Linked DNA regions of Mus musculus: region 2 is linked to region 1. The links are chromatin loops, found by intact Hi-C in ENCODE. Cell type or tissue: heart. All regions are shown on one strand. Links, peaks and the distances in the headings refer to the core of each region. The heading gives the core; the rest is flanking DNA. Region 1 holds the start of Wdr1 (WD repeat domain 1). Region 2 holds the start of Slc2a9 (solute carrier family 2 (facilitated glucose transporter), member 9).

Region 1 (15,718 bases), core at 4,553-12,552:
ATCAAGAACTGCTGGAGATATAGTATGCTTGGTAGAAGCCAGGGAGTGTTCTGGAATCCTGGGAGTGGTGCTATGGTCATTGAACTAGTCAGGTCAAGCTGTGCACCTGCAACTACAGCACACCTCACAAAGCACCGAGGCAAACCCTCTCTTGCTCAGATCAGCTCAAGCTTCATATTCCGACCAGTCCCTTCCTTCTCAGAAGCTACACCTAGAGTTGGCTCCGATTCACCCATCCCTACCTTAAAGCTGACAGAGTCTTTTGAGGACTGTCATGCCTGCACTAGCTACAAAATTGTGTGACCTTCTAGGCTGCATTGCCTTCCAAGGGTAGGAAGCAAGTCAGCAGGAAAGGGCATCCCAAAATGGAGGGAGAGGAGGCAGAGGCCAAGGCCAACATTCTTGACCCTACATGGTCAGGGCTCCTGCAGTGGGCTTGTAAAACCCCAAAGGGCACCAAATCCCGCCTAAGCTGGATGAATCATTCACTCTCTCTCACTCACACACTTTCGTTTGTATTCTGAATACAACTGGGTCAAAAGACTCCAAATTACAGATAATGACTTGCATCTGAGTCAGCAAACTCCTCCCAACTCTAGGCTCACAGCAGGAGCAGTTACTAGTGCCAGGAAGAGAGGATGGCTTCCCTGCCCCAGGCTACTGTGTGTCCCACTGCAGGAGGCTCAGGCCAGGCCAGAAAACACCCAGAGTGATCACATACGCCCTCCCCAGCTTCCTCCCTAGAGTGAGCAACCTATCTGAGGAAGCAATGTCAGGAGCATGGGGCATAGTTATTACCCCTCTGTGTAGGGCCCACTGCCCTAGTTAGGCTGGGGTCACATTCAGAAGCCTCCACAAGGTGTTCCTCATCCTTGACTTCCTTCTTACCGTACTGTAAGGGGGATCGGGTCAGAGGCCCCAGGATTCCTGGGAGAAAGCAAAAAGTGCTTCCTTACTCCACGGGGCTCAGGGCCTCTCCACTAGGGCTGCCCAGTGCTCCTAATCAGCCTTGGAACGCACTCATTTTTATCCACCACATTTTCAACCCCACCACATTTGCTCCTGGTATTAACCTTAGACATGAGCTGGCCCATCTTGTGTACTGGAACCAGAGGCTTTTCTTCTGAGTCCCCAGTAATACAACCTGTGTGGGAGGGCAGCAGCAATTCTGTGTCCCTTCAGTTTCCAGAGCATCCCCCTCCAGGATCAGACGAAGGCAGCCTAAGTCAACCATGGCCGTCCACAGAGGACCGAATAGAACATGCACACTAAACCTTTAAGCCATGTCCCTCAGTGCCACAAAGGGGCCTCCACGTGCGTCTTTAATAGCAAAGGTCTCCTGGAGCCCAAGGAGGACCGTGCTGGACAACCTCCACCATTCACCCATGTGGCACACTTCCTGGGACTGGGAGCAGATCCTGCTATGGGAAAGCCTGTGCTAAACACAATGTACAGGGTCCCTCTATCCACCAGAAACACAGGTCAACCCTGTGTTACTGCAGTAACCCAGCTCCAACACAGTACACATACCTTCACACATCCACAGCAGAACTTATGCCTGGGCCAAGCCCCAGACTATACCATGCTGAAAGAGGGAATTGGAGGAGTCTAACTAGTGTTCAGAGCCACCCTCAAGCTGGGTACAGTACCTGCCTGGCCCTGATAGCTCACCATGTATTGGTTAACCTGACTGGGAAGTCACCAAACAGCACACCGTCCCTGGCTCCATAACACAACTCTCAGCTCACCTTGGTCCAGAGCCCTTTCCCTGTCCCACCCCTCATCCAGCCCGTGCTCCACAAACCACTGCTTCAAAGTCCGCCTACTTCCATTAAATTGTGCCTCAATCCCCATCTCTTAGTCAAAGATTTAGCACATGGCACTGGTCCACTTGTCCTTCCCTGACATGTCACACTGAAAAGAACTCATGATGAGTGCACTCAGCACCCACATATTGGGATGTGCATTCTTTTGGTACATTCCACCAACAACTTTATACTAAATGGATTTTACACAGGACTTATGTGTCTGATTCACCATCCTGAAAGACCCTGAATTCACTATGACAGGGACTAAGCACACCCTTCCATTGATACTCTCTGCAAGAAGTGCAGGTTATAAACTAATGCTTAGCTGAATAAGCCAAGGCACAATGAAACTAAATGACTAGATGTGACCCAGGCCAGCTGTGGTAAGGCCAGGGCTTGAATTTAACAGTCTCCATTCCTCCATTTGGTCCCATTCTTTTATCATAGCTGGAATCAGCATGAGTCTGGTTCCTGAGCTCAGAAGTTAAGAGCTCACCTTGGCTGTACGTGGCTGTAATACTGGATGGAGCCAGGGACTGAGAAGAGGTAGGGTGGTCACTTACAGGTCTAGGAGTATTCTAGTGTGACCTGCAAGCATCAGTGCCCCTCGGACTGTGTCAAGACACTGCCACCTTGCTTCGGTACCTCCTGCTACCTGCCCGGCACCTGCCCAAGCATGAGCTATTGGGAGATGACTCCACCTACCCAATAGGGAGGCAGGGAAGTGGCAGGAGAGAATCGGCACAGCCAGACAACTTTCTGCAGATGCTATGTGAGTCAATTTGGCCATCCCAACATTACCCCATTCATTAGGAGGTTCAATGAGATAAAGACTCTTCTCAGGCTCAGAGATGACCTGTGCTTCTATACTGGGGGACACTGAAGGTAGAAATGGTTACAGAGGTGAGACAGGGCCTTTTTAAAGGAAGGTAACAAGTCCAGTATCAAAGCTGGGAACTAGAATCTTTTCTGAAAGAGGCACCACAAGTAGGGAACACTCTCCACTGAGATGGCAGAGGCAAAACAGGACAAGCTCTTCAGGGAGCCCAGGCTACCTCTTCCCTGGCCTCAAGGACTAGCTGCTGCTGCTGGTGTCTGTCTGTCTCTGTCTGTCTGTCTGTCTGTCTGTCTGTCTCTCTCTCTCTCTCATCACAGGGGACTGTGCTTACCCTCCCTGCTCCTCCCAGAAGATACACACCAAACCAAAGTCACCCCGCACTACAGTGGCTTCCTGTCTGGACTTTGCCCACATCCATTGTGTGTCTAAACCTTCCTCTGGGAGACCTCTTACTCACGCTCTGAAACCCCAAGTGTTCTCCAGCAGCTATCATTATACTCTTCGTCTCTGATGCTCCACAGCACCCAACACTCTTGTAAAATGGCTTACAGTTTGTGAGAATATTATCTACCAGGGTTCTTGAACCTGATGTTCCTGGTATTTTGGAGTTGGTATTTCTGTTATAGGATAGTCCTGTGATTTGTAGAATGTTCAGCAACATTTACCTATTAAACATCAGCAATATACTATATTTAAACATTGATAGTGAACAAACCCCATCCCCCTACCAGGAAGCAGTGACAGAAGTCTTGGCATACAGCTCATAGGCTAAGCTAAATGACACCCTGGCTTTGTGGATATGTACTAGAAATACCAGAAACAACGGACAGCTACCTAGATGACGAGCCTTTGAGCAATGCATTTATGCCCAGCTTGCTAATGGGTTTCCCAGCCGCAAACTTAAACATGTGTCAAGGGCAGCTGTCACCTTGTCACTGTCACATATCTTTGAATGTTTCCAGTGGTCTTAAGAACTATGCTGGGGTGGACAGTGGTAGCACAAGCCTTAAATCCTAGCACTCAGGAGGCAGAGGTGAATCTCTGAGTTTGAGGCCAGCCTGGTTTACAGAATGAGTTCCAGAGTAGCCAGGGCTACATAGAGAAACCTGATGTGACAAACCTAGAGAACAATGCTGAGTTACTGCAGGGTAGCCTGAGCCACACATACGTGTCTAGCTGCCAACTTGAGTCATGTCCCTCATCCTTGTGGTTACAGCCTCTTCTCTAGCTTTACTCAATGGCACCCACAGATCCCACCTGAGCCCACAGACCCTCAGTGCCTGCCCGGTGGTGAAGCACCTTGTCCAGCCCTTACCCACCAGGTGATCTTGTGGTGAAGGGAGCAGAGTTCTTGGCTCTGGACAGAGCTGCTACTGTGTGCTCATTTCTTTTTCTTTTCTTTTCTTTCTTTTTTTTTTTTTTTGGTTTTTCGAGACAGGGTTTCTCTGTATAGCCCTGGCTGTCCTGGAACTCATTCTGTAGACCAGGCTGGCCTTGAACTCAGAAATCCGCCTGCCTCTGCCTCCCGAGTGCTGGGATTAAAGGCGTGTGTGCTCATTTCTGTCCAAGTGGTCAAACACACTACCACATTCTGCTACAAAGAACACATTTTGCTATGACAGTTTGCTCTACAAGCAGGCCCTGTAACCTGTACCACCTTGGTTGACAGCCATGCTGGCAATGCAGCAGTGACTCAGCAGGCACGCACCTGGACAGAGCGACTGTTAAGTCTTCGAGTCCTGTTTATTCCACCCCCACCTGCAGGGACCCACACAGGATCCTCCTGCATGGGCTGGTAACAGATAGTGCCAAATGAAAACTGGTTTGAGTTCAACCTCCTCCACTTGGTCCAAAGAGACGAGCCAGTGGTTAGTCCAACTGCTGTGTGTCATTCCCTGAGACCCAATTTCACAGAACTGAGCTTCCTAGATATATACCTTAGTTCTGCTAGGGGTTCACATCTGCCAAGATATACAATGTTTGAAAGTTCCCAAATGCCAGTTTCCAGATGGCCTCCGTCACCACATGATTTAAGCCTGCAGAGAATTTATTTTTCAAGCGTGGCAACAGGACAAGGGAGAAAGAGACAGAGAGCATCTTTGCTACCAGCTCTCCAAAAGCCAGGTTCACAAAGCCGTCTTTCAGTCACAGAACAGCTGACAGGCAGCCCCAGCAGGAGGCTGGCAAGAATATTCTTGTATAAATTCTAAAGGTGGGTCCCAGAAAATTTGGAGCACAGTAGTGCCTTTCATGCTAGGGTTGCACCAGTGAGGCAGAAGCTGGGGATTTTATGTCGCCTTGGCAATACAGTGACACTCTCTAACAGGAAAAGAAATTAGGTGCAGTGAGCTCACTGGAATATTGTGGGTCAGGTGTTCTAGTGTAAGGACATGAGGTGAACGACACAGGAAAAGCCCTGCTTTCCTAGGGGTACGGGCCAGAGAGAAGAGCCTGGAATATTTAGGAATAACAACAGCAATAGCTTTGTTCACATTTACTGCCAGCAGAAAGTAAGAGAAGGCTAAAAGGAGAAATGCCGTTAAGGAGAAGGGCCCTCTAGTGAGGTCATTTCTAAACAGGAGTGTAAGAGATGACAGGGAGACACAGGAGGATGAGTATCTGGGCAAAGGCCGCACCATGAGCAGGTGGAATGTTGAGGATGGGTAGCATGTGAGGAGAAGAGGCAAGGGAGCCTGGAGCTTGGAGCTGACAGAGAAGAGGAAGGTCAAAGGAAGAGCACTGGGGCAATGCTGCTGAGTGTGAGCCAATTGTGTGTGTGTGTGTGTGTGTATGTGTGTGTGTGTGACTGGTCAGAACTGCGCCAGCAGGCACAGCAAGAACACACCTCAGGGCAGCCAGTATGGTGCTTAGATACAGGATAGAGCAAAACAGGGCGAGTCTGCCAGATTCTATAGGACTCTAATTAAATGTGACAGGGCAGCTCTGAGGATCAGAGCAGTCGAGGGACACGGTTGACTTTGGGGAAAGGAGCATGCAAGAACCCCAAAAGTGACCTGGGTCAGAGGTCTACAAGGCATGATGTGGTGCCAGCCTTCCTGGACTTGGATTCCTAGCAGACCACCTTCCTTCCTGCATCTTCATGTTCCTGAGAACTCACATCTCATTTTCTCTAGCAACACTCTGTCCTAATAAAAACTGAATCCATCTTTGAGGACCAGGAGGCCATCAGCAGACCAGAATGTGCCTAGTGACATACAGCACACAAAAGGCTATAGTAACAGATCCCTACACCATATTGTTTTTCCTGGCGTACTAGGAACGTAACCGGGGTGGGATGAGAAGCGGCTGCACCTCCTCCAGGAGAGGACAGTGAAGCCTGGAAAGGACTGACTGGTGGACATGTCACTGGCGGCGAACCCACCCCCTCAGCCAACGGCTGCATTGCTCCTCTGATACTACCAAGCCAGCAAATTCGAGGGATAAGCTGGCCTAGCACCCGAGTGACCACTCCATGCAGTTCTCCCAACTGGAAGTGAAGAGCAACAAAGTGGCCTGAGGAAACTACGTGTAGGGGACAGAAACCAAATACCCTACAGCTAGGGGTGTATGAAGATGCTTCAGATACCTTTTGTCAATTCCACAGAGCTCCTGCGACCATCTCCATTTTTCCTTTACTTTCTCAAAATCTTATGACGTCAATATAGTGTTAAGCTTTTGAGAAGGCTTCCCCAGTTCTAAGAAGGCTGGGCCAGCTTTCTAGGAATCTGTGTAACTAGCAAGGCAGGCTCATACCCAAACTTCCACCTCACTTGAGGTGCCCAACAATCCTGTAGAGGTCAGAAGCCAGCACAGGACTGATGACTGGTCGGGTTTAACCAGACTTACAAAGACACAGCCAGCAGCCACCACAGTTCAAAACTGCAGCCTCTTTTTACAAAAAAACTGGGGTCTACCCTCAGCCAGCTGGGAGGCTCTTGGAGGATAGGGGTGTCATGAGCTACTTCACCTGACTAATGATGTTCCTGGCGTGCAGGAGCTGAAGGTGACAGCCTTGGTGGAAGAGTCAATCAAACCCTCCACCCCTCTAGCAGCCCTTTGCCAAGCATAGCCCTAAGTCCAGCCTTCAGCTTCTACCCTACACCATTCCTCAGGCCTGAGCACGGGAGAGACAAGATTTGAGCCACATCCTGGAAATGGAGAGGAGGCCCAGCAGACTGACTCATTTCAACAACCAGAGGAAAAAAACATGAATTTGCAAGGGCCTCCCAAAAAGCTGCTGCTCTGGGGACAGCAGGTCATTTTCAGAGAACCATCCAGAGGAATTCACTAGTTCCTGTTTCCTCTCAGAGACTCAAGTCTGTAACAGTTGGCATTCAGAGGACAGGGTGTGTAGGCCTGGGCTCTAGCATACCAGGAAGCCCAGGGTATTAGGATGATTAAGCACAAGGGCCATTTACCAAGTGCTCCATTTATGCCAGGTACAGACAGCATTAGGACAGCTGACCAGCTCATTCAGCCAGCCAAGGCAGCCAGGGGAAGTGGAGGATCATTTCCCTATCTCCATTTCCCCAATGCGGAAACTGGGCTCAGGAAGGGCCAATCAACAGCCACCCCATGATCAAGCAGCAGCAGACTCAAAGCCCTTGGCTCTAAGGACTGAAGAGACCCAAGTCTTAGTTTGCCAGTCTACGGGGCTGTGGGGGTAGAGGTGGATGACACCACCACCAGTCCAGTCCAGTCCACTGAGCCTCCAAGGTGTGGCTCCTGGGCAGAAGGGGCGTGGCTCCCCTCTCCCCAGGCCAACTGACTGGGAGGTGAGGGGGCGGAAGGGCAAGAATTTCCCGACTCTGAAGGTAGCTCGCAGGGTAGGGACGGAAGCAGGCCCCGCCGGGCACAAGAGTACTCACATCGATGTTTCTTAGGATGACGCACTTGCCATTGGTGTAGAGGAAATGATCGCCCTTGGGGTCTCCACCGAGGATCTTAGAGACGCCCCGCTCCACCTGGGGGAGGCTGGCGAACACCTTCTCTGGGGAGATACAAACCCGGCACGGTGCATGAGGGGCAATCCCGGCCTCGCGGGACCCAGGGAGTTGCAGTCAGTCAGCGCTGGGGGTCCCGAGCCGGTCACCTGTTGCCGCCTGCGGGCACGACCGGCGGACTTCCCGGGCGGCGGCGGTCAGGCCCCGGGGTCCCTCCCGCAGCTCGGCCGGCCCAGTCCACAACGCCCACTCCGGGGTCCCCGGCCCGCACCCCCGCGGCCGTGCAAGACCCCGGCCGCGCCCTCCCGCCTGCACCCGACCCCAGAAGCCGGCGGCCGCGCGCGGAGGCCCACGCACTCACTGATCTCGTACGGCATCCTCGCCCACTTGTTACGGCGCTGCGCTCGAGTGGAACCTCGCAGTGGCCGAGCCCAGGGACAGCGCGGAAGGCGGCGCCGGGCGTGCCGGGCGCGGAGGGGGCGGTCCGAGACCCGGCTCCGAGACCCGTACGCGCCTGCCCCGCGCGCTACCGCTGCGGACAACCCAACCCGGAAGCGCGGCCCCGGCGCGGCTCGCCCCCAGCTTTGACCATATATAGTCAAGCGCTCGGCTCGGAGGCTGCAGCCCCACGAGCCTGCGCGGACACCGCCCCGCCCCGCTTGCGGGCCCGCCCCGGAAGTGACGTGACGCGACCCGTGAAAAGGCGGCGCGGAGGGTTGTAGGTGCGGGGCGGGAGGGTTTTTTTTCTTGGGCTGTCTGCCTTTGCACCGGGAGCCTTCTTGTGGAGCAGATCTTTCTCGAGCTTTCCAACGCCAGCTTGGCGCCCCGGCTTGCAAAAGACTTGAAGCCACTGGGCGTATGGGGTTTTGTTTGTTTGCCTTTCACTGGGTATGTTTAGGAACTTCCCCGTCTCACTCCCTCTCCCTCCTGCATGAAACTTCCTAGTAGCAAAGAAGCCAAGAATAAAGAACTGTAATTCTTAAGGATGGCAGGGGTTGTTTCCTAACACGCTCTGGGGAGGGCGTGAGGGTGGAATTCTTTTCATGGAGAGGGAAAGAAAGCAAAACCTGGAATTTTCTGAGTCTCGCAGGTTTTGATTAGGGCAAGATGAAGTCCTCTGGTTACTTGATTGAAAAGTTCTGAAGCCCTAGTTGGAAACCCGGAAAGTGGGCTTTCAAAGGAGAGCTCTTAGGAATTTGCAGCAAATGAAAAAGTCCATTTCTGCTTTGGAGCCAGGTTTGTTAATTACCCTGCGGACCAGTCCCACCCCACTCTCCTGGTTCACCTGGACACCCACCTGATTCTCCTCTAGCTTATCTTAATCTTAACTGCCATCTAGTTAGCAGTTAAATGAATTTATAGCCTATAGGAGTGCCCAGGTTTCGTAGAGAAGAGTTTAAGTGTACTCGGTAGGTCCTGTGTGGGAACCTCAGTATTTTTTGAAAAGTCTGTTTTCCTTAGTACCTAGTCTCTTGTGCTGATAGACTAGTATTTTTAAGGTTCTATGAATGTTACCCCCTGCCCTCTGTGACCTTTTGTTTGCCAGGATTGCTTGTCTAGGGATCCCACCTGTTATGTTTTATATAAAAAAAGAAAAGAAAAGAAAAAGAAGCCAGGGATATGTTTGGTGGAGGTGCAGTATGTTGTGGGGGAAAGGGGTGCCTCTGAGGGCCCATCCTGAACTGAGGCATCCCCTCCCCCTGAGGTACCAGCCACAGAACAGTATAATATGGAAATAGCTTATTTAGGACATGGGGAGGAGAGTTGAGGGGATAGTAGAGACAGAAAGACAGAGTAGAGGCCAGCCATGAACATTTGGAGTTGGTTTGGGGGGGGGGGGCGGGGATCCGGAAGAAAAGGGACAGAAGAGGAAGGGAGCAAGAGAAGAGAATGAGGAAGGGGCAAGTAGCCCCTTTTATAGTGAGTCAGGCATACCTGTTTGTTGCAGGGAACTGTGGGGTGGTGCCTAGAAGGAATGCCAGTACCACCTGGTTAATTTCTCTCAAAAGTGGTGACTTCCAGCTACTATCTCAATGATTCACCTGTCTGTCCCAGCCTTTACACTGCAACTTCCTGGGGTCCTTAGTTTGCTTTCCCCATTTGCATTGTTGATGTTGCCATAGAACCACCAAACTGCCCACCAGCAACACATGGCTCCTTAACTACAATTATGATTTCAGAACAGTCCCACTGTTAGTCTTCTAGCGACCTCACTGCACTGTGCAGATGAAAGACACTTTCCCTGGGTCTGGTCGAGCACTGTCCTAGGGATGTGCTAGGGATATTTTCAACAAGCAAGAGGTCTGTCCTAGGATTCTGGGACAGAAGATAGTGTAGACTGTGACTTTCTTATTTACTAGAATTGTTTTAGATAACAGCGATAACCTTTCTAAACCACACTAAAGTTCCCACTCAGCATGGTACAAAGACTGCTGGGGTAACACCAGCTCCAAGCTCTTTACAAGCTGATAGCTGTCCTATGTGCATCAAGCCTTGGTACTGACACTGAGAGTGATCCTACAAAACACTTTGGGGCCAAGCTCTCTGGCAGAATCCAGACTCTGTTGCACTTTAAAAAATCATGTACCATGCGTCAAGTTTTCCAGGTTTTAGTAGAGGGGGCACTCGGGTGTGTGAAATAGTTGAAGTTCCCATGCAAGGAACAGATTGGCTACACCTGCCAGCACTAATGTTTGGAGTCAAGCAGCTAGGTTTGTCCAGCAGGAAGTCAAGTGAGGAAACACTTGATGTGTCCATACAATGACTTCAGTCTCTAGAAATTAGCCTGGCCACTTGTAACCACTTTGTCTTTGTACCCAGATGCCTCCATCACTGTCTATGGGAGTCTTAAAAGCTGCTAGCTCTTCAAACAGACACACGGGCCAACTGAGATGAATGCCCTGCCTGCCCCTCCCTCCTCATTGCAGGCTCCTTTGGCTTGTTCTTTCCCACACTGACTACGGAGTGGTCCAGCCTCATCGCAACGGCAGAAACCTCACCCAACCTCATCCTCCACATTCGGTCCGTCATTGAATCCAGTGTTTATGAAAGCCCTTAGCTTGAATCTGTGCTTTCTTACCACTGCTACTCTGCTCCAAGCTGCCTCAGCACTTGGGCCTATTCTGGCTCCTTGATTATGCATAGAGTCGACCACTGTGGCCAGTAAGATTGAAGGGACTCTAGCCAGCCTGAGCATGGTAAACATGGCTTTGGCAGGCCTTGCTCTTCTCCCCATTCCCCCCTGCCTTGCTACAAACCCATTAGATTACATTCCTAAAGCTAGCCACCAAGGTACATTCCCTTACGTGTCCACTTCCTCCACCTGAGGCTGACTACCAAGGTCCAGCTATCAAAGTATTGAAGTCCAGTAATTAAAAATCCTCTTTGGGTCACCTAATTAACATGCCCAATTAAAATTAAACACCTCATCCTAACATAAGGTTACCCCTTTTACATTTATAAACTGCCATTTGCCTAGGGGCCAAGCTTGTCTCCTCTCTATCCAGAGGCAATCATTTGTTGCTCTCTTCCTAAACAAATACACTTCTCTCCTCGCCCCTGTTCCTTTCCTTTTCTCCCTTGTTTCTATCTTCTTTGTCTTTTATTCCCTGCTCTTTGTCTGTCTGGTGCAAATACATCTTTGTGCTGAGAAGTTGGTCTTGGAGCTCCTGAGCCGATACCCCCAACTGGTCTTAGTCACCTTATCCATCTACTCAGCTTTTGGCCCCTGAAGTCCTCGAGTTACCTCTCCTGCCTGGTTTTCATACAGCTTAATAGGTGTGGTTCTACTCTACCTCGTGGCTACCTCAGCCTCCTGTACCTGCTATTTCTGGGCTGTTCCAGACACCAGACTTTGAGGTCATCCTCTTTACAAGCCACACACTGTGTTGTTTGGCACTGGTTACAGCGTTTCTCCCTTCCCCCATGAGCACAGAGCTTTCCAGACAGTTCAAATGAAGCTGCTGATTGCTGGGAGGAAATGGGCAGCATAAAATATCACAAATTTGCATTCAATTCCAAAGACGCTGCATTAAAGAAGGGACCCAAAAGTACTTATGGAAAAACGGGTCAGTCGGACTTGGGTAAGCTAGTTTCAGTAACTTTTATTAGGACATTAACACAGACACCCCTCAGTTGGCCTTGGATGTGTTGTCTTATAGCCCCCAGCTGGAAAGTTGCCGTTTGTTTCCACACATAGCAGGATACATGAGGGGAGGCGAGACCTGTCTGTTCTGGGAACCCAAGCCAGCGAGATAATTCTGGACTTCCAAGGTGTATCTAACCTCTTCCCTGCAGCCCTTGATTGCTTGCTTGATTCTAGACAGGGGAAAGGGCTTTTCCCAGTCCTCACCTGTATCCAGCCTGAAATGGTGCCGCTTTAGAACTAGTCTGATGACTCTATCCTCTAGAGTCTAGAGGTTTGCTGTGTGGACTGAGTCTCCTGGAAAAGGGTTATCTTCCGTGTCACTCACTTGCCTTCTCACAGCCTACCCGCTAAAGGAATTTCAGAACCTGTCTCAGTCTTGGTCTCTTAAATGAGCTGAGGGAGACCATAGTAGGGGCCATCTCCTATCTCTGGGATAGTCAGAATTAGGGTCACCTCTTTTGCAGCCTCACTTTCGTCCATCTCCAGTCTGCACCAAGAGAGACTCTCCAGTGCTTGCTGTGTACCCTAGAAGAGCTCTGTCTGTGGTGGAATTAGGCTTTCCATTGCTGGAACCAACCTGCAAGGCCCTTGGCTGCAGAGCCTGCCTTCTTGGATCTTGGAAATCCTAAAATCTAACACAGGTTGAAGATTTAGGTGCACTTAGATGTGACGTAGAAGGGGTTTTCAAGTCACCTGAGAGGAAAACGAGCTTCCAGGTACTTGTTTGATTCTGGAGCTGGTCTTGGGAGGTTGTCTGTGACATGGAAAGGAGAGCTGAGCTGTTATTCCCCAAAGAATTGCTGCTCTGCTCTTCAAGCCCTGGTTGAAGGAATCTGAGGACTGATTGCAGCCTGGCTTGACTCCATAAACCTACCTAGAAGTTTTTAGCCTCTGCACTGTCAATCCTTCAGAGGGGAAGAACAAGTGAATTAAGTTGTCCTTAAAGGAGCTTGTTACTGGATCCCTCCCTAGTGTCTCTATAAATACTTTTTCAATTGGTCAGCCCCAGGGCAAGCTTGTAGTTCACTTTTCTGTTTCTGTGAATGATCCAAAAGCAACCTGGGAGAGGAAAGCTTATTCCAATTTGCTTTCCAAGTTCACAGCCCACCACTGAGGGGACGTCAAGGCAGGCACTCAGAGCATAAAGTAAGAAGGAATGTTGCTTGCTGTCTTGCTCGCTAGATCATGATCTTCATGCTCAACCATCTTGCTTTTACAACCCAGGACTACCTGGCCAGTGACGGCACTGCCCACATGAACAGTGGATTCATGACCTCCCACACTATCAAAACAATTCATCACAGATGAAGCTACTACACAGATCTCACTGGGGCAGCTCTTTGATGCAGGTTCCCCTATTTCTAGGTGACTCAAGGTTCGTGCCAGGTTAACCATATAAACCACACTGACTTTCAATTCTATCATGGACTCAGATACTTTCCAGTTTGAGGTCATCTACAGTAGACACTTTGTAAGAACTTCGCATTGCTGCCAACATCACAGCTACTTATAATTCAGGTACATCCTATAACTTTAATTTTTTCAAATCATATTTTTAATGATGGTTTTTAAACTCTTTATCCTTATTTTTAACCCACCAGCAGTAGTAGAAAGAAAGGATAAGAGTTGTGGGGGGAGTGTACCTGTTTAGAAAGATTTTTTTAGAGCAACTCCCATCTGTGTTGCCTGGAAATCAGCAGTTCAGTTCACAGGTTAGCAGGCAGTGACAGCTCACCACTTGCAAACACTTCACACATACACCAGTAGTCCAGTTGGGTAGAATTGAGTTAGCAACAGTGGTGATACAAGCTAGCAGAGACAGCCAGGCCTCAGCCTCAGCATGAGTCAGCAGGAGGGACCAACAGGAACCCCAGGAGAAGTTCTCAGCTGTGCCTCTCCAGGGAAGCAAAGATCATCAAAGATGCAAGATCCACAAGTGTTACACAAACCAAACTCTGTCTCTGTCCCTCAGTGGAGTCCTATTTATTCCCTCTAAACATCACGTGTCCTCCATGTGCCTTGCCTCAGCACATGCATCCAATCAGCCCAAGTCCTTGGAAGCAGCAATAAACTGCAGCACACCACCAGAAGTTTTTTGGTGCGTTTCTCTCTATGGTGTCCTGACAAATGCAGCTTAACTATGCAGTGTAAGGTGGACTAATACTTGAGCGTCGTTAGCAAAGTATCTTTCATCACGTGTCCTTTCATGTGCTTGCTTTAGCAGAACATCCTCTCCCCTGCGTCTGCTTCAGTGAAACATGAGACTCCTTCAACAGTCTGCCTTAGCCTTCCACACTACTATAATGAAATGTTCCTTCACTAGTTTGCCCCAGCAAAACACCATCCAAATGACTTTCCTAAGAACCCTTAAGTTTCCACTTCACACCCTGTTGTAGTTCCTTACCTATGGATTTCCTGAAGCTAACCTAGGCAGCTAAGCCCATTGGCTTGGGATGATCCTTACAAGGTTTGGCTGATGGCTAACTGCTCCAGTTGGCAATCCTTGTTTTGAAAGACTTAGGGACCTGATCATGTGTCCTATGGCCGTTAAGTGAAATTCTCCTGTACTAGCTTTGGGCTCTTGTTACTGTCTCCTGCTCTGCACCCCACCCCCACCCACTTCTGCTCCAGCGCTGCATCTCAGGAACTTCAGCCTTCGCCTGTCTTGCTTTCTACCAGGTAAAGTGGTTTGCTGAGGCCACGGGACAATCCCACCTCATCTGTGATCATGTTTGCCTACCTAGGGCTATTTTCTGAGGCAGTGTTTTCTCCCTTCTTAATTCAGCGCACACTTTCTGAGAACTAGCTCTAGGCACTGGCTGTGTGCTGTCTGAGCACTGTCTTTTTGTTTGTTGGTTAGTTTGGGGTTTTGTCTTTCGAAACAGGGTTTCTCTGTGAAACTTGCTCTATAGACCAGATTGACCTTGAGCTTAGAGTTCTGCCTGCCTCTGCCTCCCAAGTGGGCAAGGGCCACCACACTCGGCTTAATACTATCTTTACTTTGGGGGCATCGGGTTACTATCTTTACATTGGGGGCATTGGGTTCAAGTTTTGGCTTGTCCGAGTTCAGAAGCCATAAGTGGTGCGCAAGTAGGGTTCAAGATGAGGTCTGCCTTCTTTAGAGCTGGTTTTAACACATAGGAGAAAGCCCATTATGTGGGTGAATGGGTGGAGGAGCACCCTCATAGAGACAAAGGGGAGGGGGGAGAGGAGGATGGGATGGAGAGGGTTTGTGGAGGGATACCTGGGAAAGGGGATATCATTTGAAGTGTAAACAAATAAGATGATTAATAGAGAGAGAGAGGCCCATTATACAAAAACTGTGATTTTTGCGAGCTTAGTTTTATCCATTCAGCCAAGTTTAGTGTTAGTAGGGTTCAAACTGAAAGGTTTACACATCTTTTTCTTCTTTCAGTTTAGGCTGGAAAGCCAGCATTCTTGGCTTTCAAATATGTGGTCATGTGTCTGGTTGTGGTGCTTGTTTCTAGGGAGTGGTGTGTGTATTATCTGTCTGTGCTCAAAGTATGAGGGCTTGGCCTTGTGATTACCCTGTGTCTTTATGGGTGTTTTTACCACAGGGTCTGATCTAAGGGTCATAGCAGAACCTATTGCTGGTTGCATAGAGACTGCTTCTACAGTCATTTGCTTGGGCAGACCAGACTCTAGCTTGCCCTGACTTGCATGTCTAATTAGCACTGTGCTCTCATCCTGACCCTGGTTGGGAAAATTGCCCTGGGATGCTTTTGGGGTGCTCCTTCAAGCTATTCCTATGGAATTAGCCCAGCCCTCTTCCCAGGGGGGCACTGAGGATCTTTGTGTAGGTTCTGAAGCTTTGGAGAACTCCATCCCAGCTCCTGCCTGTGCCCTCTGACCTTGTTCCCAGGGTAGCTATTTCTGAAGCCTCTTGTTAGCTTTCTCTCTAATCTGAATGAACAGGAACCAGAGGCCTGCTCCTCCTGAAAGCATCTATAGGTACCTTAGC
Region 2 (15,718 bases), core at 5,186-13,185, 81 kb before region 1:
TAACCTCCTCCCAGGCTCATCACCCAGAGGGGTCCTGGTCTGGTCCCGTGTTGTTTTTCCTGGGGGAAGGACACTTGAACACTCAACCTTCTTGAAAGATGACATGTCTCCCTAGAATAGGCTCATATGTGCCGCAGAGCCTTTCTACTGCAGTGCTTAGCCTTGCAACTCTCTCGGGCTGCTGAAGCACACTCACTCTATCCCGTGCAATGAGACTAGCCTCATGGGAATATAAGAGCTGAGTGGCCAGCGACCTATTGCCTAAGCATAGATATATCAGGGGGAGCACCATGTTCTAGAGCTGCAAGTGCCTGGGCAATAACCACCTTGTATCTTCTAGTTTGGGCCTTAAGCTTACAGACCAACCAAAGAAGCAACACTAATCCACAGCAAAGTGTATCTCCACATAATCCCACCCCCATCCATTCTTTAAAGAAGGAAAATGCTGAGGAGATCCAATTGGGTAATCCTTTGATCAGGGACAGGTCCAAGCGCTTGGAGTTGACCTGAATGATGGCAAGTCTCAATTCCCGAAGGGTCTGTTCAAATTCAGCCGTCCAATTCTGTAACATATACTGAGAAAGACCTTTTAACAAATTAGCTGCCCTAGTAAATTTCACATACTGAATGGAAGTAACACACAATCCCGGAAAACTTTTGTTTACAACCCTGCTGAGTTATTTGTCATAATACATCTAGTTGTATCTGGACAAGATCTATGAGTTGATTAACCAGCATGAGACCTCTCTGTACTGGGCCAAATAAGTTCATTTGCTCATTAATGGCTCTGAGGTCATGGAGCAGTCTCCACTTTCCTGACTTTTTCTTAATTACAAAAATTGGAGTATTCCAAGGTGAGGTAGAGGGCTCAATATGGCCTAATTTTAATTGTTCCTCTACCAGTTGAATCACAGCTTCTAGTTTTTCAGAGGATAGGTGCCATTGAGGAACCCACACTGGGTCCCCTGTTTTCCATGGTATGGGTCGTGCTGCCCCAATGGCCGCTATGGAAAACCCAGACCCTGTCTGTCTTGGTTTCCATTAGGTAAGATAGGCTCTATCCTTCCCTGTTCTTGATGTCCTAACCCTTTTCCTTCTTTATAACCCATCTTTGCCATGATATTTTTTGCTTTAGTTGAATACCCTCCCGATGGGGCGTTTTCATTGGACAAAATAAGGCCCAAATGCTGCATAATATCCCTTCCCCAGAGGTTAACCGGGAGTGGGAGCACATAAGGTATGAATTTCCCTTGCTGTCCTTCAGAGGATTCCCACGTCAAGGCAATGGAGCTTATAGTGGGACATGATTGATATCCTAGGCCCTGTAATGAATGAGATGACTCTGTGGTGGGCCATGCTTTGGGCCACCAATGTGTAGAAATTATACTTTTATCTGCTCCGGTATCAAGGATGCCTTCAAACTCTTTTCCATTAATCTTAAGGCAGAGCTTAGGTCTATTATTCAAAGATACAACCAAATAGGCAGAATCATTTCCTGAGGAGCCCATTTTCTTTATCTCAGGTCCTGCAAATTTTTCCCTGGTATTATCAGGGAGGAGCAGCAGCTGAGCTATCCTATCTCCTTTACTAATAGAAAAAACGCCTTTGGGGCTTGAGCACAGGACCTGTATTTCAGGGGAATGTTGACAATCCATAACTCCAGGGTGGACTACTAAGCCCTGCAAGGTGAGTGAACCCCGGCCGAGAATAAGGCCCATGGTTCCCGGGGGCAAGGATGGTATAGGCTCCACTGGCACCGGCTGAATACTCATTTGAGGCATTAGTAGGAAGTCGGAGGCGGCATGCAGGTCTACCCTTGTGGGTCTTCCTGGGTCACCTCTCTGACTGCTTCCTGGGTCCTGACAAACCGGTTCCCATATCTTTGAGGGCCCTGGGACCGAGGGCCCGATGACCCGTTTTTTGGCACATCAGCTGATTGACTATCAGGTGGGGGAAGGACTCTGCCCTTTATATCCCTCACAGAGCGACACTGGTCAGCTCTATGATAACCCTTGCCACACTTAGAGCAAAGAGTGAGGGTCCCTCCCTGTTTACCTGGAGCTCTGCAATCTTTCTTAAGATGCCCAGGCTTCCTGCAGTTAAAACATGTCCTCTGATTATTTCTGCCCATGGAGCAGTTTTGGGATTGAAGGATGGCAGCCGCTAAACCTGCATTGGTGAGAGGTCCCCCAAGCTCTCGACAGACCCTGAGCCAGTCTTGTAAGCCTTTGTTCTTTCTTGGGGCTATGGCCGCTCGGCACTCCTTTGTGGCTTGCTCATAGATTAGCTGTTTTATCAGAGGCGCAGCTTGCTCTGACTCTCCAAAAATACGCTCTGCTGCCTCTGTCATTCTGGCCACAAAATCTGAGAAGGATTCCTGAGGTCCCTGGATTATCTTTGTTAACTGACCAGTGGTTTCACCTGCTCGAGAGAGCGCCTTCCAGGCCCTAATAGCCGTGGAAGAAATCTGGGCATAAGCTCCCCAATGGTAGTTTGTTTGATCAGCAGAATAAGCTCCCTGACCCGTTAACAAGTCAAAAGTCCAATCTCTCTGCTCTGGAGTCAAAGCAGCTGCGTTTGCTCGGGCCTGCGCTTGTGCAGCTTCGTGCCAAAGCGCTCTCCATTCCATATATTTGCCCATACTAGGGAGAGCGGCTTTTACAACCGTTTGCCAATCACCAGGAGTCATAGCGTGATTCGCAAGCCTTTCCACTTGTGCTATAGTGAAATTAGCACTGACTCCATAGTTACGGACCGACTCGGCAAGCTCTTTAATCTGTATATACGCTACCGGAGCGTGGACACGCCCACCCTCGGCTCCTTCAAAGACCGGAAATGCCTGTTGTATTTTCCTTTGTTCCTCCTTTGGAATGAACGAGTCTGTGCATTGCCTCTCTGTCCATTGCCTCTCTGCGCAGGGCTGATGCACTACGCAGGGCGGGGGCTCAGCATAGGGTGGAGGTGCACTATGACCTTGAAGCCGACTGCCAAGAGGCCAAGCAGCAAGCTGGCCTTTGCCAGCCGCTTTTGGCTTTTTCCTTGACCAATTAGCTCGCATTTTATCTGGCTGGTACCCTTTTTTCTCATAATGAGCTGCTTCTTCCTCCCAGTCTGTTTCTTCAGAGGAGAATTCTCCATCTGCTTCAGAGCTACTAAGAGCTGGCTTCCTGAGCTCATCTAGTGACGAGTATCTCCTAGAGACCTCCGCTAATCGATCTTTCTTCTTTTCCCTTTTTCCTCTTTTTCTTCTAATCTCTCTCCAGGTATTCCTACCTGACCTTAACTTTTCCTCAGGTTCAAGACCCTTGGAAAGGCCTGTATACTTATTTTGTGTACCATATTTTCTCTTTGCTCCTACTCTCTCTCCCCGCTTTACTTCTGATAGCTTGTCCTGAATTTCCTCTAGAATCCGCCCTGCCTTAACCACTTGATAACATGTGAAAAGGAACAAAAGGGCTTCTAACACTAGAAAAAATTCAAGGCCAAACATAACTTGTAAAGCCATTTTCCACTTTACTTCTGATAGACTGTCTTGAATTTCCTTAGAAAGTTCAAGGCCAGGCTTACCTCGTAAAGCTATACTCACTGGTACTCTCGTTCCCCAGCTGAAAAGTTCTGAATTCATACAGTTGAATCCTTCTTAACAGTCTGCTTTACGGGAACCTTTATTACCGCGACCCGCAGTTCTGGTTCTGGAATGAGGGATCTTCCCTGCGCCAGTCCCGAGTTTTTTCTCGTCCCGGGTTTCGGCACCAATTGTTATTAGACGCGTTCTCACGACCGGCCAGGAAAGACGCAACAAACCAGAATCTTCTGCGGCAAAGCTTTATTGCTTACATCTTCAGGAGCCAGAGTGCAAGAGAGCAAGCCAGCAACTGGCGAAACCCCATCCCTTTTTAAGGAGAATTATCCTCCACCTAGGACGTATTACTCCCTGATTAGCTGCAGCCCATCGGCCCAGTTGTCATCACGGGAAAGGCAGAACACATGGTGGGAAAACTGCCCCTGCATGTGTGCAGACTATGTTTACCACTTAGAACACAGCTGTCAGTGCCATCTTATAATGGCAAATGTGAGGGCGGCTCCTCACATGTGGGGTTTCTTGGCTCTCACTGCTGGATTTCTCAGTACTGGGGACCAAACCCAGGGCCTCACCTGTGTTGGGCAAGTGGGTGTTCTACCACTGAGCCTCAATCCCAGCCTCCACTGCTTTTAGCCTCTTCTCCCAACCCATCTCCCCATTCCCCTCGGGAATAGGAATGGCAAGTCACACCTTCACTATTATCACCCTATTGACATCCCTATATAGCTAGGAAGGCCTTGTGTGTTTTGGTTTCCCTACTTCTGCCTCTGCCCCGCCCCTGCCCCGCCCCCGCACCGCCCCTGCCCCTGCCTCATTGGAAATGCTTCCAGACATATGGGGCTCAGCTCAATGTCCACCTCCTCCAGATCGCCTTCCTGATTCCCAGCATCTAGCATGTGACAGGTACTCAGTATATATTTGTTGAATGAATGACTAAACTGCTCTTTCCTGTGGTTCATGGGTCAGTGACATCACACTACTCAGAGTTCAAATCTCATATGGATCTGTGTTTCACAGAGGCCCCACTCTCTTGGGTGAATGCTCTGATGAACTTCCCAGACAAATCAATAGTCCATATCACAAGTCGGTTTTTTTCAGAGATGAATTCAGGTAAGTCAGAGCCTCATCTTGAAATGACAGAGTCAAAGGCCCAGGTAGCTGCAGACACCTGCAAGAACCACCTGAGATCGTTTGTTCCCAGCAGCCTTTAGTATCAGTGCCGATTTTTGAGATAACTTGGACAGCTCCTCAAATGTCAGCATTAGCTCAAGTTTTACAACCCAGACCTGCCTTGGCACTGATGGAGCATGCATCCCTGTGGCACCTGTATCCTCTTGGAGACCCACCAGCCTTGGCTCCCTTGTATTTGACACAGGAGAATGATGTACCGGAGCCACCAGCCTGGCTTATGTGGGCCTCAGGGTGCCCCCAACATGCCTGCCCAGTGCTCAAACCACCTGGAGCTCAGAGCCTATTCCCAGGTTTTTCTAATTTGGTAGCCTCCCTGCCCCATCCTCTACCTGCAAGCCTGGGCTCAGCATCAGCCTCTGCCCCTCCCGTTACCGCCTCCATCCTGCCAGGAGTTGGCAGAAGAAAACCTGGCCTGGGGCACACCTTCTCCTGCTACCAGCAGAGAGCCTGGAATTGACCTCAGGCTGAAACAGGAGCCAGGGGTGAGTCATAACAGGTGGCTCTGAGTGTGAGTAAAATTTAAATTAAAAAGGACAAGTCCGTGCGCTCCAATCTCCTAAAATACTTGCACTGGCATTAAAGTCCTCAAGCCCAGCCCGGTCTGTACTGAAGGATACCTCAGTTCTGCGACAACTCTCTCAATCTCTCTCTCCTCCCCCCATCCACCCTGTTTTTGCTGGTCACCCTGCGTGGGCGCAGCGCCCTCTGGCGGTCGGACACTCACCGGCGTGGGCGCGTTCACCACGGAGAGGTTGTACCCGTAGAGGAAGGAGGACCCGAAGGCTCCCACGAGAGCTGCCACGACGAGCGAGAAGGACCATTTCTGGGAAGGGAGAGAAGACGAAGGTGTCAGAGTGGGATGCCTCCTTAGCCGGAAGGCATCCCAGAGGGAAAATCAGGAGGGAAAAGAAGCAGTTGGGGGTGGGGAGGGGGGGTGCGGCAAGGCAGAGTTCCTGCCCTGAGGTCCCACTATACAGCTGTCTTCCTGCAAGGCAGCCTGAGGGTCTCCGCACCCCCCCCCCCACACACACACCCAGCAGGCCTGTGCTGGATGTGGCCGCTGTCTGATCCAGCAGGAGCAAAAGGCAAAGCTAAGTTGTTAGCAGCGGCTAGCACTCCTTGAGCGCTACCACCAGGCACAGTTCTAGGTGCTTTCTCTGTACCATTCTTCCCTGAGTCCCTAGTCAGTCCAGTTCCACCCAGTGTCACAGAGAAGGTGTGCAGAGCTGTCCCTGGTGCTGCCTGAGGAGCAGCCTGGAGCTGAGCTGGTCCCCATTGCAGGACAAGGCTCCCGACCAGCACAGCTGACTCTTCACCGGGGTCTGAGATGGCTGATAGCCACACAGATGCACACTCATGTGCATGTGCATGTACACACATGCACAGTTCCAGGACAAAGCATCAGCCTACAAGCTGGTCAGCACACCTAAGAATAAGGACCTGCAGATAGAGATGCAGGCGGGGCTTACGCTGAGAATCTGAGAGCTGCATCCAGGTACTCCTGTCCCAGCCTCATTCAAGATGACCACAGCCAGGACCTGGCCATGCTCATGAACACCGAGTCTTAGTGAAGGAAGGCTGACCAGCTGGCACCTGCTGGGGACTGGAGAGCTGCCACAGGCCTGTGGTCTGGTGGAGGGAACCAGGGGCTCTGGCAGCCACCACTTAACATATTTGTGTGCACAGGCATGTATTTTGTAGGTACTAGATCCTGCCACCCCCAGGGGTGTACTAAGACAATGTCTAGTTAAGGGACCAAGATCAGGCACATGTATAGTTTGGGAAACTGCAGTGGCCCCTAACAGCAACTCCATGCTCTGCCCTTAGTCTCCTCTTGTTAGACTCTAGTACCATAGAGTAGTGGGCATCTAAGCAGAGACTGGAAGTTTCTGGGGTTCAACTTGTCCATCTGTCAAATGGGCTTTTAATAACAGTACCGCTGCTGAAAACGCAGTGGGCTGCTAGACACAGCCAGTTCGAAAGGAAGAAAGGAAGAAAGAAAAATGAAAGAAAGAAAGAAAAAAGAAAGAGAGAGAGAGAAAGGAAGGAAGAGAAAGAAAGAAAGAAAGAAAGAAAGAAAGAAAGAAAGAAAGAAAGAAAGAAAGAAAGCTCTTCTTTTATTTCTCTTTACCTCCCTCTGGTTCAGCCTCTGCCAAGACACACAAGCTTAGCTCTCCCCACCCTGCCCACCCAAAGTCCTAGAGGTTTTCTCATTACCTCAGACCCATTGCCAAAGCCCCTTCCTCTGAACAGCTTCCTGAAAGCCACCACCCATGTGCCTCCCCCAGCTCCTCCCCCCCCACCCCCCCACTCCCTGCCATCTCTCATGTTTATCTCTGATTCAACTTTGGATCCTAACACTGCAGCTTCTACAGTGTGTAAGCTTTGACCAGTAACATGGCCACTCCTTGATCAGCTTCCTCATCTTTAAGATGAGGGTGGTAATAGAATCCACACCATAAGGGGTTTGCAGGAGAAGAAGAGGGCCGGGCACTGCATGTGTGCCCTGTCAGGTTCCAGGGGGTGGGGCTTATCCTGAGGGCTGGGACTAGGTTGCTTGTCTCCTGTGTCTGGTGCCAAGCCTGCTGCCGAGGCAGTGTGCAGTTCCTGCGTGCTGGGGGCATGGTGGAACTGCCTAGTGCCAGCTATCTTAAGCCTCTTTTCTAGACCCTGCCACCTCCCCATGGCTCTCAACTCTCATCTTAATTAAGGGTGGACTACTCCCATCAGATCTGGAAGGGTCCTGCTCGGCAAGGGAGAATGGCATATAGAAGCTGTCTCCTGCCTCAGCCCCTCTTCTGGGGCGGGGGGGGGGGGGAGGGGTTTCCTTGCTTCTCTGTCTCTCTGTCTCTGTCTCTCTGTCTGTCTCTGTCTGTCTGTCTCTCTCTCTCTGTCTCTCTCTCTCTCTGTCTCTCTGTCTCTCTCTCTCTCTCTCTCTCTCTCTCTCTCTCTCTCACACACACACACACACACACACACACACACACACACACACTTCTTCCCACTGGACACAGATAAGAGGAGGAGTCTATGATCAAGAGTATTACTGTTTGCCTGCCCTAGGAAAGAAAAGGCAGTCAGCTCTGAGCAAGCATGAGAGAGCTGTCCACCAGAGCCTCATTCTCAGTGCCCTGATGGGATGGCAGAGGTGGTAGAGAGTGAAGGCTAAGGAGAGAGAGAGAGAGAGAGAGAGAGAGAGAGAGAGAGAGAGAGAGAGAGAGAGAGAGAGAGAGTTCAAACTCCAAACTCCAGCGTTCCCGCTCCAGGTGGTATGCTCCACAGCTGCCAGACAGGGGCTGAGCTCTGTCTGGTAGTAGCAGCTACCCAGGCCTGCACCCCCCACAGGACAGAAGCCGGTCTGTGTTTACCTTTGTCCTCCTCTGCTGGTGACCCACAGAGAGCTCCCCAGGGCCACCGGTGTCACACATCAGGGAAGCTAAAGCAAGCTCCCTGGAATCCATCTTTTTTCTTCCTGGCTCCAGGACCCTGGACTTGCCAGGGCATCTCTGCAGCGAGGAGGCAGAGTCCACAGGAAGGAGGGCAGAGCAGGAAGCGTGGCTCTGTGATCATGCCTGAACAGGAAGCGAGCGACATTGCTCCCCTGCTCCCAAGCAACTGAGACAGCTTCGCTCCCCGGAGTCACGCCCAAGTCATGGTTTTTTTTTGGTTTCGTTTTGTTTTGTTTGGCTCCCCTCCCCCCCCCCCTCCATTTATGATTCTCTCTAACAAGGCCAGAGCTCTGGATGGGGCAGCTGGCACAAACCCAGAGAAACCTCCTAAGAATCAAGGCCAAAGGTTGTTGGCTTTCTCCTTAGAAGCTGGATGGGTTCCAGCACTGACTCCTCCTCTTATCTGTGTCCACGGGCAAGTCTTGGCCGTGCTCTGAGCTTCCATTCTGTCGGGGCAAAATGAAATATTGATCTTTCTCTAATTGTCCTGCAGAGTCAGTTCTGCTGCTCAAAGAGCAAATGGGCAGAGCAGCGTGCAGCGATGTCGGTGGCCCTCTCTGCAGGTCCTAACTGGCTCAATAAAAGCGTAACGCGTAACGAGACAACGACCTTGTATGCCCCAGGACAGCCTGAGAATTAATTTACTCTGTGGTCAGTTTGCTTCAATGTCAGTCAGAGAAGTATTTTCAGTGAGCCATGGTCAAGGCAGGCTACGTAAATTATGTGTTCTGATAGGGTGGGAGGGGACAGAAGCAGGCTTGGTCAATGAGGAATGTGTAGGGAGTGAGGGGCAGTGTTCAAGTCCCCACACAAGACTCTGAGAAGCTGTGTCTGGAAAGGACATGTGGAGATAAAGAAGGTGAGAAAGGAAACTTCTGGGGACATGATTGTCACATGCACGTGAAGGCATCCAGCCCAGATGAGACAATGCTGTCCATGGTAATGGAAGGAGACAATGCTGTCCAGGGTAAGCAGGGACCACCCTGGGCGAGAAAGACCAGCCTCGGTTCAATGCCAGGGATTCACAGAGCCCAGGTAACTGCTCAGCCTGACATTCCTCACCCTGGGACACCTTCTGCAGGCACAGATAGCCAGATAGCTGATGCTGGTGACAGGGAAAAAAAAAGCCTACATGGCTGGGGCCTAAGGTGCAGGAGGGATCTGCAGAAGAGAAGTTGGGGATAGCCGCATTCCTTCACACCAAGGACTTCACAGTCATGGTCTCCTTTCTCCCTCACCTGCTCCCCAGCTTCCCTCTGTGCTGTTTTCTTTTCCACTGCAACAGTTCTCATCAGCTAGTAAAAGCTTGCTGAGATGCATCAGGTGACCCCTATCCGACTTAAAACTTCCCGGGTTCACCCTGGACAAGTTCAAGAGCACCAGGATACAGGTGGTTAACACACACGTGCAAGAACAGCTGGGCACTCTGTCAGGGAGGGTGCCAAGGCCCTGTGTCACCCTGTGGCTGTCTTGGGGAACCAACTTGTTTTCTACCCCACCCTTATCTTTCTTATTGTTGAGGACAGGATCCCTGAAGGTCAGATGTCCCTCTTCAGACGGACTATCGTAAATCAAATCTTAGAGGGCTGCCCGGGTGAACGAGAGATGATGACCTCTGTCTCTGCCTCTCTCTCTGTCTCTCTCTCTTACACACACACACACACCCCACATGCACACATGCATGCATGAGCACACACACACAATGATAGTTGATAGTTACCGTGGTTAATAACAGAAAAGAACTATAGGAGGAAGAAATAGGGCTCAAATTTCTTGAAACCCCGGAAAGACTCATGGATATCCCTTGAGTTGCTAGTTTCTCCACTTCTATTCTTTGCCAGGAACAGATTGACCAAGAGAACTGAATCGGGGCATAGGTGTCCACGTAGAGGTTGCAGTGGGCTTACTTTGGCTGTAAGCCAAGGCGGGAGGGGATCTTCTCGGCTGCTAAGTGTTAGGTTTGAGCCAAGCAGACTTGGTGTTCCCACCATTTTACAGACACTAGCAGGCATCCCACAGTCAGGTTCAGGGACAGGTCTATGCTAGGCTCCCTAGAGCCTCCAGACTTCAGGTTATGATAAATCCCAGATGTGGGGCCACTTGCTATCATTCTGGCTCTGCTGCAGGTCTCTTAGTTGATTCTGATGCTAATCTCTGGTGCAACAAAGAGGCAAACAGCCTGTTTAAAATTGTAAGAAAACCTCCTTAGGTGTTCAAACTCCAGGAAAATGACAGGAACTAAGGAATGTAGAGACCTCAGATATCAAAGGGCTAAGGCACCCCCATCTCCCAATGAATGCACCCGAGGTGGCTTTTCTCCACAGTGACACCACCCTCTGTCTGCTAGATTCCTCATTTCCCCACAGAGTACAAAGATTCCCCAGTCCCTCCCCTTCCCAATTGCTTTAAAGCAGCCTCCCATATCTTCCCCAGTGCCCTGATAGTGCCCTTGTTCCTTCTCTTCTTCTTGACCCCTGCCATGTCCTCTCCGGCATTAAATAAATCTTCTTGCCTGAAGGAATGATCTTTGTCAGTGTCCTCTATCCTATTGAGGAGACCTTCTACTGAAGACCTCCTGGAAGCAGAAACAGGTAGAGCAGGGATGGGTTTCAATTCATGCCTCTTGAAACTTTGAGTGCGTGCATGCATGCGTGTATGTAGGGGTGGGCACACACATAGCATGGAGTCCAGAGGTAGAAGTCAGGTGGTTTCCCCTCATTTCCCTCCTTATTTTTGGAGACGGGATCTCTCACAGAATGGGCCACCCCCTGCCTCAGCACTAGAGTTACAGATCTGCACCTCCCCCTGCTTCTGACGTTTCCTTGGGTTCTATGCAGCAAACAGTTTGCAAACTGAGCCATCGCCTCCAGCTCTTCGATGTATCTTTCATTTAAGGACAACTACCACATTGTTGTCATCATCAATGTCCCTTATTTGCCCTTTGGAATGGGAACTGTCACAACAAGTCCAGGGAGCTCCAGCAGAGAGAGACTCTGATGATCATCTCCCTGCCAAACCCATGTCAGACCTATGCATAGTCCACAGCGTCCCACACTGCTGTCCTCTCAGGCACCCCTGCTCTCTGCTGTTGTCATGATAACCCCACTCCCCTGGAGGAGGGAGCATGGATATCCTGGTTACCAGAAGGTACAGGAAAGGAGGAACAAGGAAGTAGGACTGGCCACCTTCCTCCTCACCCGCTGGCTTTCCTTGGTTTCTGCGGAGTTCTTTTCACTGAGCTTCATGGTCTTGGGCTTCTGTTATTCCTAAGAGCAAGAGAAAGGACGCCATTAGTCATCTGCTGTTGGTGATGGGTAGGTCAGTGGAGACAGCTATGCTGGAGGTCACTCAAGCTAGTCAGTAGACTGTGATCACCAGTTCTAGGCCCTACTGGTCTGCACAGTGAGTCAAGGCCAGTCTGGCTTGGTGAGAACTTGTCTCAAAATAAAACCCTTTTTAAAGAGGCTGGCTATGTAGCTCAGTGGTAGAGCACTTGCCTAGCATGCATGAAGTCCTGGGTTCAAGCCACAATACTTCACAAAAAAAAAAAAAAAAAAAAAAAAAAAAAGAGGAAGTCACTCAGGAAAGATTCACTCAGGCAAGGACACCAGGATGAGACATTGTAATATCCTCATTTGACCCCAGATCCCCGGAGAGACCTGGTCTCCTCTGGCCCAGCTCCATTTAGGAAACGTGAGACAGGGCAATGGCTGTGTTTCCCACACCTGCCTCCTAGCTTACAGAATGCAGGCTGTTCCCTGAAGCAGCCTCCCTCAGAAGGTCGGGCTCACAAAGGCTGGAAACACCAGACTGTCTGTCTCCAGTGAAACTGAAGCCAGTAGAAGCTGAGACAAACCGTTAAGTCTCACCTGTCAAGTTAGCGTCACCAAAAAAAAGGTAACCCGAATCCCCCGGTGACAGAAATGGCAAGCCTTGCCAGTTTTCTAGAGTTTTGACATGTTTTAGAGCTTCAGACCAATTTGCATGCTTTAGCTAAACTTGTCCCGGCATTTGTAAAAATGCATCCTGGGACAAGAAATAAACTAAGCACAAAGGTTTCAACCCAAAAGCTATTCATTGCAATGTCTTCCATGTTAGGAAATGGCATTTGCAATGGTGACTGTGTGGTGCATTGTGGGGTCTTAGCCTTGGTTGGCTTCATTTTCACTGCCAGTTAAAGAAGCAGGGGAAATCTCAGACAAGGCACACAGAATCAGCCCGTGAAGAAAGACTTTTATTAGGAGTAAGAAAACACACAGAGCTGCACACACAGAGAGAGGGGAGGAGGGGGGAGGGAGAAAGAGAGAGAGAGAGAAAGAGAAGGGGAGGAGGGGGGAGAGGGACAGGAAGAGAGAAGAGGAGGTGGGAGAGAAAGAGCACAAGGCACTCAAAAAGACCCTCTGCGAATCAGAGGGCAGATTCAGGAAGTCCTTGAATGTTAGGGCTTGAAGGATCTTCAAGTGGTCTTTCTCCTCTAATTCAGGGTTGGTCAGTCTGAAGAAAGAAAAGGAGGTTGATAGGCCCAGTCTTTTGAGTAAGCACGTGCTGAGCCTGCCTGGAAACCATCAGGCCAGGACACAGGCAAGGATCCCTGATCGCCAGAGAAAAAGTCCACTGGGCCTTAAGGCAGCAGTTCTCAACCTGTGGGTCATGAACCCTTCGTGGGGAGTGGGGAGGGGGGAAACAACCCTTTCACAGGAGTCACCTAAGGCCATTGGAAAACACAAATATTTACATTACAATTGAGAATAGTAGCAAAATTGCAGTTATGATGTAGCAATGAAAACAATTTTATGGTTGGGGGTCACCGCAACATGCATTAAAGGGTCGCAGTCCTTAAGAGTTTTATTTCTGGTTGGGAGGAGGAGGAGGAAATTGGAAGAATGCCAGTTTTTAAAACCTGCTGGTGGCCCCTTTTTCTGTCTGTCTGTCTACTGGGGATCTGTTCTAACTGCTAGTCCTAGACCAAGAAAAGTTTACCTGTGTCACAGTTCATCCATAGCGGGAAGCATGTGGGTGTGGTGTGAGTGTGTTGTATGTGTGTGGTGTATGTGTGTGGTGTACGTGTGTGGTGTGTGTTCTCTGTGTGTATTGCATAGTGTGTGTATTATGTGTCTGTGCATATGCATGGGTGTGTCTGTGCACACTTGTGTACTCCGAGGCTAGAGGCCCATGCCAGCTGTCATCCTCAATCAGTCACTCTCCATCTTATTTTCTGAGACAAGATCTCACGGAGTCTGAAGCTCACAGACTTGACTGGTCTGGCTGGCCAACAAGCTCTGGGGGTTCCACTGTCTCTGCCTCCCCTATGCTCAGGTTACAGATGTTTAACTGGGTGCTGAGACTCCTAACCCAGATCTTCACACTTACACATCAAGCACTCAACGAATGGAGCATCTTCCCAGCCCATAGAAAGCCTAATAGCCCTTTAAAAATGTTATTTCTGGGTGGAGCAATGGCTCACTGGTTTGCTCTTGCAAAGCCCCATGTTCAGGGCCTAGCATTCACATGAGGCAGCTCACCACTGCTTTTCCCTACAGCTCTAAGACATCCAACACCCTCTTCTGGCCTCCGTGGGCACCTGCACTCACAGACACAAACTCATAGGCATGCACATGTACATAATTTAAAATAAAATCTTGTTGAAAAGCCTGTTATCTAAGAGCATGTGGCAGGAAGAAATAGTCAGAGCAAATTTATATTTGACAAGTGAAGAAAAAAATATATAGGTGAATATGTATTATTTGACACTAAACACAGACATACTGATAATCAAGACTTTGTATGTTAAGCTTTGCATGTGCATAAACCAGGTCTGTGTCCTCTTACTCAAATCCAAAGGCAGGATGTGTATGTGGAGCACTCCCTCGGCAAACACCAAGTGCCAATATCCTAGTTATGAGGGGTCCAGTCCTGAGCAAAGGCCAACCCCCACCCCCGCCGCCATTACAGAGCTGGCATTTGGGGAGAAGAGGAATGGACCATGACCTTCAGACTGCTCACACGTGCATGGGAGGTGAGAGGCTGGCCAGGCACAGGGTGGAGACAGTGGAGCCAGGCTGAGCCAGGGACAGGGTATGCAGGACTGCAGGGATGCATGAAGAGTGGAGATGGGGCAGGGAGGATGAGCAGGGAGGGTGAGCAGGGAGGATGAGCAGGGAGGATGAGGGGGAGGGATGAGCAGGGAGGATGAGGGGGAGGGATGAGCAGGGAGGATGAGCAGGGAGGATGAGCAGGGAGGATGAGCAGGGAGGGTGAGCAGGGAGGGTGAGCAGGGAGGATGAGCAGGGAGGATGAGCAGGGAGGATGAGCAGGGAAGATGAGCAGGAAGGATGGGCAGTGAGGGTGAGCAGTGAGGGTGAGCAGGGAGGATGAGCAGGGAGGGTGAGCAGGGAGGATGAGTAGGGGGGATGAGCAGTGAGGATGAGCAGGGAGGGTGAGCAGGGAGGGTGGGCAGGGAGGATGAGCAGGGAGGGTGAGCAGGGATAGCTATGTTTCCATACATGAGCAGATGAGTCAGAAACAACAAAGTTACAGTCACCCTAATCTATGATACTATGGCAATTTTAATTTTTTTGTTTTGTTTCCCCATTTTTCCCCCACTGGGAAAAAAACTGTTAGCCTAATGACACACTTTAATTAATTTTGAAATGAAATACTTAATTTTTTTAAAAAATTCTGAATTATTGAGTAGCCAAAGCCGAGTCACAGCATGCACGTGACACTTCCTAGGATAAAAGCCATCACCCTGAGGATCTCAGGATCCTCAGAGGAGATTGCTGTCTGGGCTGGGTTCAGGTCCAGAAATCGCCACAGCTGGACACTGGGGGCCCTGTACTGATGATGGTCCTGGTATCATGATCCACTCTTGGGCCTGCTTTCCCTGAAACTTTTGCAAGCCTTTCTGTAGTACCTAAGGCTACCCTTGGCCTACAGGAAAGGAGGAAATGCTTGGTCTCACTCAGACGCCCTGTCACCTGCTGCCTCCTCCTGAAAACCTGACCTGTGTCTGCCTGGTACCTCCGAGAAAAAGTGTATCATTTCTGGAGAAGCTAGGACGCAGGGACAGCTCCCCCCAACCCCTCTCTTCCTCTCTCTCTCTCTCTCTCTCTCTCTCTCTCTCTCTCTCTCTCTCTCTCTCTCTCTCTCTCTCTTTCTCTCTCTCTCTCTCTCTGTGTATGTGTGTGTCCATCCTTCTCTCTTCCTCCCTCTCTCTGTGTATGTGTGTGCTGTATGTACCTATCTGTATCAGTGTGTGCATGTCTGTCTATCTCTGTGTGCACACCTGTGTGTATGGCAATCTTCCTGTGTTCGTCTGACAGTGTCTATGGGTGTGGATGTCTCCTCATCAGTGATGCTCTTCTGTGTGAGACAGCCCATTTTATGTATCAACACGGCCAGCCTACGGTGCCACTGGCTGGATATCTGCAGATTAATCCAGATGTTGCTGGAAAAGTGTTTTCAACCTCATCAGCATTTGCCATCAGGGGACTTA

What was found. A loop is a pair of places that touch in the nucleus more often than their neighbours do. Peaks named below come from ENCODE experiments on the same cell type or tissue, not always from the same donor. Only the 100,000 strongest peaks of a DNase experiment are listed, where the experiment ranks them.
Region 2: it touches region 1 in a loop (5-fold over the local background); 5 of 42 quality-filtered maps call a loop at or near these places.

Annotation. Positions count from the first base shown.
Region 1 is chr5:38,553,566-38,569,283 of GRCm38, forward strand. Wdr1 (WD repeat domain 1) reads right to left here and starts at 8,134. Exons shown (of 15, transcript NM_011715.3): 1 at 7,951-8,134; 2 at 7,515-7,636. The coding sequence starts at 7,966. In heart, for the core only: no CTCF peak of the experiment used is centred there; DNase peaks (open chromatin) are centred at 7,276, 8,196 and 11,473; H3K4me3 peaks cover 3,599 bases; H3K27ac peaks cover 3,040 bases.
Region 2 is chr5:38,471,897-38,487,614 of GRCm38, forward strand. Slc2a9 (solute carrier family 2 (facilitated glucose transporter), member 9) reads right to left here and starts at 8,410. Exons shown (of 12, transcript NM_001102414.1): 1 at 8,143-8,410; 2 at 5,499-5,597. The coding sequence starts at 8,235. In heart, for the core only: CTCF peaks have their summits at 5,475 (motif pointing left) and 8,253; DNase peaks (open chromatin) are centred at 5,485, 7,345 and 8,375; H3K4me3 peaks cover 1,134 bases; H3K27ac peaks cover 1,222 bases; H3K27me3 peaks cover 1,017 bases.